Regions from separate parts of the Homo sapiens genome. Here region 1 is linked to region 2. Evidence: chromatin contacts called from ENCODE Hi-C or POLR2A ChIA-PET data. All regions are on one chromosome and are shown on one strand. The core of a region is the stretch at or near the end of the contact, and the rest is flanking DNA. Distances in the headings are between cores, read along the strand shown. Region 1 overlaps TPST2 (tyrosylprotein sulfotransferase 2). Region 2 holds the start of ASPHD2 (aspartate beta-hydroxylase domain containing 2).

Region 1 (6,351 bases), core at 961-3,460, 150 kb after region 2:
CCGCAATCCAGCCTGGGTGACAGGGCAAAACCCTGTCTTTAAAAAAAAAAAAAAAAAAAGTGAACATGCATATAGTGCTTACTGTGTGCCTGGGGGGTTTTCTACACACTTTACAAATATTTGCTCTTTTTTTTTTTGAGACAAGGTCTCGCTCTGTCGCCCAGGCTGAAGTGTAGTGGCACTATCTTGGCTCACTGTAACTTCCACCTCCCAGGTTCAAGCGATTCTCCTGCCTCATCCTCCCGAGTAGTAGCTGGGACTACAAGTGTGTGCCACCATGCCCAGCTAATTTTTTGTATTTTTTTAGTAGAGATGGGGTTTCACCGTGTTAGCCAGGATGGTCTCGAACTCCTGACCTTGTAATCTGCCCGCCTTGGCCTCCCAAAGTGCTGGGATTACAGGTGTGAGCCACTGCACCCGGCCATTTTTTTTTTTTTTTTTTTTTTTGAGACAGAGTCTCACTCTGTCTGCCACCCAGGCTGGAATGCAGTGGCACAAGCTCGGCTCACTGCAACCTCCATCTCCCAGGTTCAAGTGATTCTCCTGCCTCAGCCTCCTGAGTAGCTGGGATTACAGGCTTGAGCCACCATGCCTGGCTAATTTTTGTATTTTTAGTAGAAATGGGGTTTCACCATGTTGGCCAGGCTGGTCTCAAACTCCTGACCTCAGGAGGAGGTCTAGACCTCCTAAAGTGCTAGGATTACAGGCATTAGCCACCATGCCTGGCCGAGTTTCATTTCTTAGATCTCACCCACAGGAGAGAAAACATTATCATGTAGCTGGAGGAAGGAATATCAGTAATGTTCATGAGTAAACATCAAAATGTATTATTATCTTTAAGAATTACCAAAAGGAATTTCAATTAAAATCAATTATATAGGCTGGTCTTGAACTCCTGACCTCAGGTGATCCGCGCATCTCCGCCTCCCAATCGCTCATTTAATCCTCACAACTAATCTATGAGGACAGTGCTCTGTCATTCCATTTTACAGCTGAGGAAGCCAAGGCACAGAAAGGTGAAGTCGTTGCCTGAGATCTCACAGCAGGTTTTAGCGCCCGTGTGCTTCGTCTGCTGCACCTCTACTACCCCAGCTCTCAACGTGGGTTCTCTGACCAGCAGGAACAGCGCTTAGGAACCTACACAAAATGCAGATTATCAGGGCTCAAGGAGACCACGCTGAATGGGAACTCTGGAAGTGGGGTACAGCAACCTGTGTTGAAGAAGCCCTCCATCCACGGTGAGGTCAGCAACCTCCGACCCTGCAAACCTGACCACGCTCTGCGATCCTCAGGACTGTGCCATGGGGACTATGCCTGGGGACCCCAAGGTCCTCAGAGAAGGAAGATTTTGCCCAGAGTCCCGCAGTAGGTAGAGGAGAGCAAACCAGGCCTCGAACCAGAATCTCCCATCTCTCAGAAGTCGGTGTCTACACAACAACCGCTGAGGGATGTCAAAGCAGCCACCAGCTCAACACAGGGGTGCACTGTTCCCAGTTTCTGAGGCATGGAAGACCCAGACCCCATTATTTCCAAGCTATTTGCATGATCCAGAACAAGTTACCTCAACTCTCTGGGCCTCAGTTTCCCCATCTGTGAAAAGAAAAAGCTGGACCCTATTTCTTTCTTTCTTTTTTTTTTTTTTTTGAGACGGGGTCTCACTCTGTCACCCAGGCTAGAGTGCAGTGGCGTGATCTTGGCTCACTGCAGCCTTGACCTCCCAGGCTCAAGCAATCCTCCCACCTCAGCCTCCAAAGTAGCTGGGAATAAAGCATGCACCACCATGCCCGGCTGATTTTTGTACTTTTTTGTAGAGACAGGGTTTCGCCATGTTGCTCAGGCTGGTCTTGAACCCCTGAGCTCACGCAAGTGATCCGCCCGCATTGGCCTCCCAGAGTGCTGGGATTATGGGTGTGAGCCACTGTGCCCAGCCTGGAGGCAAGACTCAGTTTCTAACCTTGTTTTTCTTCCCAAAACTCTTAGCCATCAAATATGCACTGCTGGTCTACTGTGCACTTGAGCAAGGAATGACCACGTAGCAGAATGAAGGGCAAAGGCACCTACTGCATGCAGCTTCCAGCAGTGCTCAGAGGAAGGGTAGCCGACACTCCCCCAGTACCCCAAACCAAATCAAACCAAAAACAGCATCTGCCGTCCTGCTGCTAGCCCAGGCTTCCTCTTCTTCCCCACAGCCCTGGGGCCCGGTGGGGAAGGGAGGGCCCTGGGGGCGTGGAAAGGGTGTGGGTTGAGAGGAAACCATGGCCTTGTAGGGCGGCCTTGCCAGGTGCCTGACTCCACAGGGCCTCTGTCTTCCACCTGGGAAGTAGCTACTACCACTTTCTCACACCTCCAAAGGTTTCTGGCTGAGCCCCCGGGCTCTGCAAGGGTCCGGATGGTTCTGTGGCAGGATGTCAGCCACCAGCCAAAGCAAGTGGGATGAAAAGTTTTTAATGAGAGAAAGGAAGGGCCGTGCTGGCACCTGTGTGGGCTTGGGGTCGGCAGCGGGAAGGAAGGGGGAAGTGGTGCAGATTGGGGCGGAAGAAGACAGAGAGAGAAAAAAACAGACAGAGGCAGAGACAGAGGGAGATAGAGACAGAGGATGTAGATGGGGAGAGAGAGTCAGAGGAGAGGCAAAGATGGGAGTAAGACAGAAAGAGTGACAGAGACAGGGAAAGACGTGAGTTGGGGGGATGGGTGGGAGGGAGAGAGAGGCAGGGAGACAAAAATAGAAACCAAGACAAGTTGGGTACAGAGGCTTACGTCTGTAATCCCAGTACTTTGGGAGGCTGAGGCAGGTGGATTGCTTGAGCCCAGGAGTTCAAGACCAGCCTGAACAACATAGTGAGACCCCATTTCTACAAAAAATAAAAAATGAACCAGGTGTGGTGGTCTGTACCTGTAGTCCCAGCTACTCGAGAGGCTGAGGCAGGAGAATTGCTTGAGCCCAGGAGTTCAAGGCTGCAATGCTGCCCCTGCACTCCAGCTTGGGCAACAGAGCAAGACCATCTCAAAAAAAGAAAGAAAGAAAAGAAGAATAAGAAAATCACCAGACAGAGAAGGAGAGAGATGAGCACTAGCAGCAGCCTGGAACAGGAACCTCAGCTCCTACACCATCAACGGGCACCTACATCCCTGCACCCACATCTTAGCTACACAGCCATCCCGCCCTTCAGTCAAGGCCCCTGGGTATCCAGGGAAGAAGGGGAATGTTGAGAGAGAGGTGACTACTGGCCCAGCCCCCTCCAGCCCTCTCACCTGTTGTGGGGCTCTCCAAATTCCAAGCTTCTGAACACTACCTTCCCAATGTTAATTACATCCAGAACCCCCTTTAATCGTATTCATTTTTGTTCAATGGATCCAATATTTTTAAAACATATTTTCAAGGGAAACTATAATCCACTGGATTAAATTTAAAACATGCCCTAATTAAAAAATTAATGCAAAAATAAAATCGAAGGAAGCAATGTTTTTTTATGCCTTCTGGCTAGAGACGGCCGCCAGCCTAAGGAAGGATCCCCAAAGGAGCCGGTTGTGTCCGATCTTTGTTAAACAAGAGGAGTCTGGGGAGAAGCACTAAAGACGCGTTAGCACCTAATGGAGGCTTTCTCCGGAAAGTCATCAGAGGGTGGGGAGGAAGACTTTCGCTCTGTGATTTAGCACTTCATACTAGGCAACAGCAGCCTCCAGGGCAAAATTCAAGTCCTTTGGCATCGCACTGAGGCTCTGTTGTGACTTAACTCCTGCTGACCTCCAATTTTATTATAACACCACCGATTCCCCCAACCCTCAACATACATACACACACACACACACACACACACACACACACACGCACACACACACACACTATAGTCTTTGTGCCCTGAACTCTACCAAACATACCAGGCCACAGAGTCTCACACCTCCAAACTTTTGCACTTGTGATTCTCTCTCCTTGGAAAACCTTTCCTGACCTCCTCTACAAAGCTAACTCCTACTGGCATCATTTGCACCCCTTCCTCCAGGAAGTCTTCCCTGACTGCCTCCTGTCCCTGTACCAGTATCCCCCAAGGTGCTTAGCATCCTGTGTGGCTTCTGGTGTTGCTTCCCTGCCAACCCCATGGAATGTGCAGGGCTGGGACCCCATCCTAGTCCCCACATCCTCTCAGAACCCAGCATGGTCCCCAAACTTCCAGCACAGGGTGCACAGGTATTTGTTGAGTAAACAGAAGGATGGATTGAGAAAGAAATGAAGGCACCAGAACACTCTGGGACAGAAGGAAATCTAAACTAAACCCTCTCTGTGCTCTGGGAAAAAGTTCTAGGCAGAAGCTCCTGTCCAATAAGAATCAGTCAACTTGACTCAAATTGGCCTCACCTACTCATTGGTCCACAAACTCTGGGCCAATGGCCCAGCCTCTATTCAGTTTTCTCGCCTGTAAAGTGGAGACAGTAGTATTGCCTATGATAGAATTGAGCTAAGAAAAATAAACGTAAAGAGCTAAGTACCCAGAAAGCACCCAAGTCTTAACTGCAATCATTACTATTTTTATCAGCATCTAACACTCACCAAATCAAAGTTTTATAACTTGTAGGGACTCAAAAGATGATTAGAAAAGCAACTGGCAGACTTTCTCTTCAAAGGCCAGCAATGTGGGCTCTCTGGTCTCTATCACAACTACTCCACTCTGCTTTTGTTACACAACAGCAGCCACAGACAAAATGTCAATAAATAAGCATAGCTGTGTTCCGATAAAACTTTATTTACAAATACAGGTAGCGGGCCGGATGTGGCCTATGAGTGGTAATCTGCCAATTTCTGATCCAGACCCTCACTATTCCAAATGTGGTCTTTAGACAAACACCATCAGAGGCCCCTGGAAACTGGTTAGAAACACAGTCTTAGTCTCTGCCCCAAACCTGCTAATCAGAATGTGCACTTTAGCCGGGCGCTGTGGCTCACGCCTGTAATCCCAGCATTTTGGGAGGTGGAGGCAGGCAGATCACTTGAGGTCAGGAGTTTGAGACCAGGCTGGCCAACACAGTGAAATCCCGTCTCCACTAAAAATACAAAAATTAGCCGGGCATGGTGGCAGGTGTCTGTAATCCCAGCTACTTGGGAGGCTGGGGCAGGAGAATCGCTTGAACCCGGGAGGCAGAGGTTGCAGTGAGCCGAGGTTGTACCATTGCACTCCAGCCTGGGCAACAAGATCGAAACTCCATCTAAACAGAAACAAAAACAAAAACAACCAAAAACACAGAATCTGCACTTTAACAAGTTCCCCAAGGGGATCATATGCATGTTAAGATCTGAGAGGCCTGGGTACTCAACTTCATAGGCTGACATCTCACGTCAGAGATGTGGGTTACTTTTTCTTGCCTGATGCCTCCACCAGAACGTAAACTCCAGGACAACTAGGACCTCGTTGCTTCTTAAATCTTGCACCCCAACATCCAGTTGAGGGTTCTCATGTGTCCTTATTCTAGTGGAAGACGTCACTCAGTGGCTATCCGTGCAGTGCTGGGATCAAGGCATGACTTCCACTGACAGCCTCTGAAGTTGGGCAGATGGGCTTTGAGTCCTGGTGCTGAATCTCAGGCCTGTGTGACCTCGGGAAAGTGACTATTTCCAAGCCTTGGCTTCTGGGAAATGGCGTGGTCAATAACAAATATCTCACTGTGGGGAACAACAGTTAGGTAGGGGCCTGTACCAGGTAAGGTGGCACGGCACCCTAGCGCCCAGAGACAGGAACTCCCCACACAGGGAGTATGCAATGGGGACAACCTCCAGTCCCAGCACTCTGGGAGGCTGAGGTGGGAGGATCGCTTGAGCCTGGGAGGCAGAGGTTGCAGTGAGCCGAGATCACACCACTGCACTCTAGCTTGGGCAACAGAGCGAGACTCCATCTCAAAAAGGAAAAAAAAAAAAAAAAAGAACAAAACAAATAAAAGGCCAGGCACAGTGGCTCACACCTGTAATCCCAGTACTTTGGGAGGCTGACACGGGCAGATCACTTGAGGTGAGGAGTTCAAGACCAGCCTGGCCAACAGGGTGAAACCCCGTCTCTACCAAAAAAATACAAAAATTAGCTGGGCATGGTAGTAGGCACCTGTAATCCCAGCTACTCAGGAGGCTGAGGCAGGAGAATCACTTGAACCGAGGAGGCAGGGGTTGCAGTGAGCCAAGATCATACCACTGCACTCCAGCCTGGGCGACAGAAGGAAACTCCATCTCAAAAAAAAAAAAAAAAAAAATGCCTTGAGGGCTTAAAATGGCAGACAGGGTATCAGGAGGCCTCAGACAACCTCCAATATCCTAGAAACACAGAGCTGGAAGGGCTCTTGGAGCGTGTCAAAAAAAAAAAAAAATTGTGC
Region 2 (6,023 bases), core at 3,469-5,968:
TTTTCTAGGAGTTTTAATCATAAATGGATGTTTGACTTCTGTCAAATGCTTTTTCTGCATCTGTTGAGATCATGGTGTCATTCTTCTCCTTTACTTTGTTAACAGAATGAATTCTATTAAAATACTTTCTGATGTTGAACAATTCTACATTCTTGAAAAATAATATTTAATGTGAATAAAATTTTTCTTTTATTTAAATTTTTTTGAGACAAGCTCTCATTATGTTGTCCAGGGTGGTCTTGAAATCCTGGTCTCAAATAATCCTCCCACCTCAGCCTCCCAAGTAGCTGAGATTACAGGTGTGAGCCACCATGCCCGGCTTTAAAAACCATTTTAATATCACAAATAACATACTAATACTTATTTGTTAAAAGTGAAACTTACTTTTTAAAAGTTAAAAGTTAAGCTATTTCCAAATATTTGCAAATGCAAAGCGTATTCCTGAAAAGATGAATAAGAAATTTGTTATAATGGCTGTCTTCACTAAAGAAAACCAACTGGTTGAGGGATAGGAGAGTGACGCGGTCCCAGTAACTTTCTGCATGTTGTTCCGGAGTATTTAAACACCTTTGAAAATATTAAATTAAAACATCACAAAAAATGCTGGAGTTTCCCTTGCCTACTGCTCCCAATTCCTTGTTCCTTCTTGGTCCCCCCTGAAGTTACAACTCTTAGGAATTTGGTGTGCTTCCTCTGAGGGATATTATCTGCATTTACAAACGTAATTATTTTGCATTTTATATAGGAGAACATACTAGTGTGTTCTTCTAGTGCTTTCCCTGCTTTTATATAAATACATGTGTATACCCACATGTGTACAGGTGCGTGTTATGTAGATAAAATCATACTACAATCATAATTCTGCTTTTTTTTTAATTTTCACCCTATTATTTTTCTAGGAGCTTTATCCACGTTGCTATATATACATCTAGCTCCTGCTTTTAGTAGCTTCACAGTATTACGTAATATGAAAAAACAACTAGTCTTCCATCTATCCCAGAATCCCTCTAGGTTAGATATAGCATAGCGAAATTGTTGGTTTCAGTGTATACATATTTGTTGTTGTTTTAAGGAATACTACCAAACTGCTCTCCAAAGTGATCATACCAGTTTCTTTAATGCACCAAGCAAGCACATCTCCCTCCCTCCCTCCCTTCTTTCTTTCCTTCCTTCCTTTCCTCCTTCCCTCTCTCCCTCCCTCCCTCTCTCTTTCTTTCTTTCTTCTTTCAGAGAGTTTTGCTCTGTTACCCAGGCTGGAATGCAGTAGTGCAATCTCAGCTCACTGCAACCTCTGCCTCCTGGGTTCAAGCAATTCTCCTGCCTCAGCCTCCAGAGTAGCTGGGACTACAGGCGTGCACCACCACACCTGTAGTTAATTAATACAAAAATTAATACAAAACTTTTTGTACTTTTAGTAGAGACAGGGTTTCAACATGTTGATCAGGATGGTCTAGGACTTCTGACTTCAGGTGATCCACTGGCCTCGGCCTCCCAAAGTGCTGGGATTACAGATGTGAGCCACCACGGCTGGCCGCAAGCACATTTTCCACTGACTTGCTGCAACCTTGATTGAGCAAGGCATGTTTTCTCTCTGGGCTTCCATCTGTAGGAGGAGGGAGTTGAGTGGACCCCGTGAGTGTATGAGACGGTGTAATGATAGGTTGTGTAGTCTCGGAGTGGGTAGGATGACTGCGCTAAAGAAGGCAGCGAGAGCAGGAGGATGCAGGTGGCAGCCAAGCTGAAGGCAGGCAATTCAGATGCCCTTGGTCCTCCTCTCCGCCTCTCCATGAGCACAGTAACAATTTATCTGGAGCTCTCACCCAAAATCCCCCTCTGAAAGGCATGGATATCCTTTTCTGCAGAATTCACCTAGTAGGGTCTCCAAGGGGTTGACAGAGGCCCAGGTCATTTCCATTTATTGAGACTCCCAGCTAATTAAAAAGATGAAGAAATGGTAAGCAGGGCTAACAAAATTGCGTGTATAGTAATATTGCCATTGAACAAATAAATACTAACAAATGCAGAGCAGTGGTCTACAGATATCATATAATTGCACTGGTCAAGGACACTTATAGGATTGATAGACAATATTAATTCATAATACAGTACAGATAAGATGGTGCAGGAATGGAACACATATTTACAATATAAAAATATCTTTTTTTTTTCAAACCTGCCAGGATAATGCTGTGATAGAATGTATGACTGCCTTTGGAGAATTCTAAGTTTGAGCAACTTTCTGAATGTGAGATGAGTCAAATACCCCCCACTCCATTTTCTCCACCCCACCCAGGCTCAACCACTCTTAGGCTGACAGTGAAGACAGACATCCCATTTAATGTTTCTAAATCTGATGCCTGTGTTGATTATCCACACTTTGAGCAAATCTGTGCATATTATGGTTTCCCAATGCAAGTGTTTTGGTTTATTTTAGTAGAATAAAAGAGAAAAAACATTCTTCCTCTTTTGGAGTTGAGAAAAGGAGAGAAATGACAGAGATGAAGAAGAGTCTAAGACATGGAAGAGGTGTATTCTGGGACATGGGAGAGGTGTACTCTGGGACATGGAAGAAGTGGGTTCTGGGACATGACAAACTGGGTTCTGGAACAGGGAGGAGGTGGATTTTAGGCTATCACAGTAGAGGCAGATTCTTAGGTCAGGGACCAGGTGGATTTTGGGACAGAGATGAGAGGTGGGTTCTGGGACATGGTGGAGGTGGGCTCTGGGACAGGGAGGAGGTACATTCTGGAACAGGGTGAAGGTGGCTTCTGGAACAGGGAGGAGGTGGGTACTGGGACAGGGTGGAGGTGGGTCTTGGAACAGGGAGGAGGTGAGTTCTGGAACAGGGTGGAAGTGAGTTCTGGAACAGAGAGGGGGTGGGTCCTGGAACAGGGAGGAGGTGGGTTCTGGCACAGGGTGGAGGTGGGTCCTGGGACAGGGAGGAGGTGGGTCCTGGGACAGGGAGGAGGTGAGTTCTGGAACAGGGTGGAGGTGAGTTCTGGAACAGAGAGGGGGTGGGTCCTGGAACAGGGAGGAGGTGGGTTCTGGCACAGGGTGGAGGTGGGTCCTGGGACAGGGAGGAGGTGGGTCCTGGGACAGGGAGGAGGTGAGTTCTGGAACAGGGTGGAGGTGAGTTCTGGAACAGAGAGGGGGTGGGTCCTGGAACAGGGAGGAGGTGGGTTCTGGCACAGGGTGGAGGTGGGTCCTGGGACAGGGAGGAGGTGGGTCCTGGGACAGGGAGGAAGTGCGTTCTGGAAGAGGGAGGAGGTGCGTTCTGGAAGAGGGAGGAGGTGGGTTCTGGAAGAGGGAGGAGGTGGGTTCTAGAAGAGAGAGGAGGTGGGTTCTGTAGCAGGAAGGAGGTAGGTTCTGGCACAGGGTGAAGGTGGGTCCTGGGACAGGGAGTAGGTGGGTTCTGGAACAGGAAGGAGGTATGTTCTGGAACAGGGTGAAGGTGGCTTCTGGAATAGGGAGGAGGTGGGCTCTGGGACAGGGTGGAGGTGGGTCCTGGGACAGGGAGGAGGTGGGTCCTGGGACAGGGTGGAAGTGGGTCCTGGGACAGAAAGAAGGTAGGTTCTGGAAGAGGGAGGAGGTGGGCTCTGGAAGAGGGAGGAGGTGGGTTCTGGAAGAGGGAGGAGGTGGGTTCTGTAACAGGAAGGAGGTGAGTTCTGGCACAGGGTGGAGGTGGGTCCTGGGACAGGGAGGGAGGTGGGTTCTGGAACAGGAAGGAGGTACGTTCTGGAACAGGGTGAAGGTGGCTTCTGGAATAGGGATGAGAAATGGATTCTGGGACAGACATGAGGTGGCTTCTGGGCCATGTTAGAGATAAATTCTGGGACACAAGAGAGGTGGGTCTGGGACAGAGACAGATGGATTGTGGGCGGGCCATCCTACTCTATGCTCCCAGAACCCACCCATGCAGTTTCCCTGGCGCCCCTAACACATCCCGTAGCCACTGTTAGTCTCCCCCAGGTCTTAGCTCAAACGTCACCTCCTCCAAGCAGCCTCCTTGGGGCCTCCATTCGCAGCTCATCAGTCCCCTGGTCAGACAACCGTCCTGCCTGTACTTCCCCTCCTAAACCCTACCCGGGGGTGAGGGTCCCCTCCCGCTAGACGGTGGCTCACTGAGGGCAGGGCGGGCCTGAGCGCTCACCGCGCACGCTCAGCGCAGCTGGCAGGGACGGGGACCCAGGCTGGCCCATCATTACTGTACTGAGCGAATGAGTTTTCCATGAGACTAAGAATCTGGTTTGATTTGCGGTTCCATTCCAAGTGCCTGAGGGCCTCAGAAGTCCGTGTTGAGTCCATCAATAAAGGAAAGAAGGCGTTAGGGCGAGAGGAAGTGAGGTGGGGGGGAAGTGAAAGAGAATGAAAAGGAGGAAATGGAGACGAGGGCGACTCAGAGAGGAACAGAGAGACAGAGGGAGGGAGAACTGAGAAAGACACAGAGCGAAAAACGAAAGAGCGAAGGAAGCGACGCGAGCCTTTCTTAATGAATGACTGCACGCCCGTCGCCGCCTGCGCGCAACCTCGGGCTGGGCGGGCGCTGCGTCTCGGGGCGCACTGCCAGGACCCTCCGGAGCGGCGGCGGGCGCGGCCTCGGGTCGCCTCCCGCACTGCGAGCGCAGGTGCCGGGTGCAGGGGGGTCCCCGGCCCCGCCCCGCAGGCCCCGCCCCCCCGTACCCCCTCCCCCGGCGGCCCAGCGCGCGCGGCATTGTGGGAGTTGTGGTCTTCGCGGCCCCGCGGAGCGCAGCGCGGCGTCGGCACCGGCAGGGGCACCGGCGCGGCTTAGGCTCGGGCTCGGGCTCCGGCTCGGGCTCCCGCGGCGTGGGCTGGGCAGCAGCCAGGCGGCGGCTCCGCGGCGCCGGGCAGGGGCCGTCCGCGGGTCCGCGCCCTCGGGCGGCGGCGTCTCCTGGGTCCCGGCAGCCGTCCGCGCGCCCGGGCGCAGGTAAGCTTCGTCTCCGGGGGCTGCCGGGGCGGGAGGGCGGCGCGGCTGGGCCGACCCCAGGACAGGGGTTGGAGGCGGGAGCCCGGCAGCTGCAGGCCCACGGCCCTCCCTTACCGGCGCCGCCGCCGCCGCCGCCCCCGCCGAGGATGCTCCGGGACCCGGGCGCCCGCATCCCGGCCCGGCCGAGGCCAGTGCTCGTACGTGCTAAGCGCCGCCGCCTCGGAGCCGGGCATCACCCTCCCTAGACCTCCTCCTACTCCTCTTCCCTGCCCCATCGTGGTCCCTTCCTCCATCTCCCTTCTCCCCTGTGACCCCTCTTTCCTCACCTCCTGTCCCCTCCCCCAGCCCTCAGCATCACCCACTTCCCATATTTCACGTGGTGACCCTCCTCCCCTGTCCCACGAATTATGAGGCGCCATAAACCTCCTTCCACAATCTTGAGCTGATCGTCCACTTTTCCGGGCAACACTCACCTTTCCATCGTCCCATCCCCCTCCTCCCCTGACCTCCTGGTGGTCACCATCTGTGCTAACCCATCTTCAGCCCTCCCCTCTTTCCCACTCTCCAGGGCAGGTGGGTGCTGAGAAGCTGGCCAAGAGAGGGAAGGTCCCCAGGTCTGCACCGGGAAGGGCTGGCCCCACGGCATCTCTCTGGCTCCTGAGTGGAGAGGGTGACAGGCATCACACACCTTGCCCAGTGCTGCTCACTGGGGGGCTTCCAGGGTGACTTGGCCTCATCCTGAGGGTGAGCAGACACTCTTTGGCATTAGGCAGCCTCTGGGAATGGACATCTGAACTAGGCTGACCAGGTCAGGCCTGACACCGGCTCTCCCAGGTGTTCATGGTGTGAGAAGTTGTCTTGGATTGGACTTGCTCTCCAACTGGCCATGGATTTGGACTCAATTCCCCAGAGCCAACTGAGCTGGAAGATCTGGGGTTGCTTATTATTAAAGTGCAGAGCTGCAATGAGATGTCCCCATCCCTGATGAGGACAGAAATAACACAGATGACAATGAACAGATGTGCGAAGGAAGCTGGAAGCTACTGTGGTCACTGGGCAAGGAGCTGTCGGGGGAGAG

What was found. A loop is a pair of places that touch in the nucleus more often than their neighbours do. ChIA-PET counts read pairs that join two places held with the same protein, here RNA polymerase II (POLR2A). Pooled maps may share reads with other maps.
Region 1: a pooled map shows a loop between it and region 2 (4-fold over the local background). The contact joins the enhancer-like site here to the promoter of ASPHD2 in region 2. A Hi-C loop is called at or near these places in 2 of 168 maps with a recorded cell type or tissue (CD14-positive monocyte and CD4-positive, alpha-beta T cell) and 5 of 50 pooled maps. POLR2A ChIA-PET finds 5 or more read pairs at or near these places in 2 of 52 experiments (BJ and CD4-positive, alpha-beta T cell).

What each region holds. Positions count from the first base shown.
Region 1 is chr22:26,577,226-26,583,576 of GRCh38, forward strand. The region is part of intron 1 of TPST2 (tyrosylprotein sulfotransferase 2); the gene reads right to left. Among named protein-coding and RNA genes, the nearest start is that of TPST2, 9.7 kb to the right of the region's middle. RefSeq lists enhancers at 2,308-2,357, 2,549-3,466, 3,467-4,384 and silencers at 2,498-2,577, 3,439-3,733. Within about 2 kb of position 2,211, at least 9 of the 41 ENCODE cell types and tissues checked have a DNase peak (open chromatin) inside an H3K27ac peak, as active enhancers do; they include CD4-positive, alpha-beta T cell, where a contact is called at or near this core.
Region 2 is chr22:26,424,542-26,430,564 of GRCh38, forward strand. ASPHD2 (aspartate beta-hydroxylase domain containing 2) reads left to right here and starts at 4,719. Exons shown (of 4, transcript NM_020437.5): 1 at 4,719-4,945. RefSeq lists silencers at 4,560-4,689, 4,810-4,869.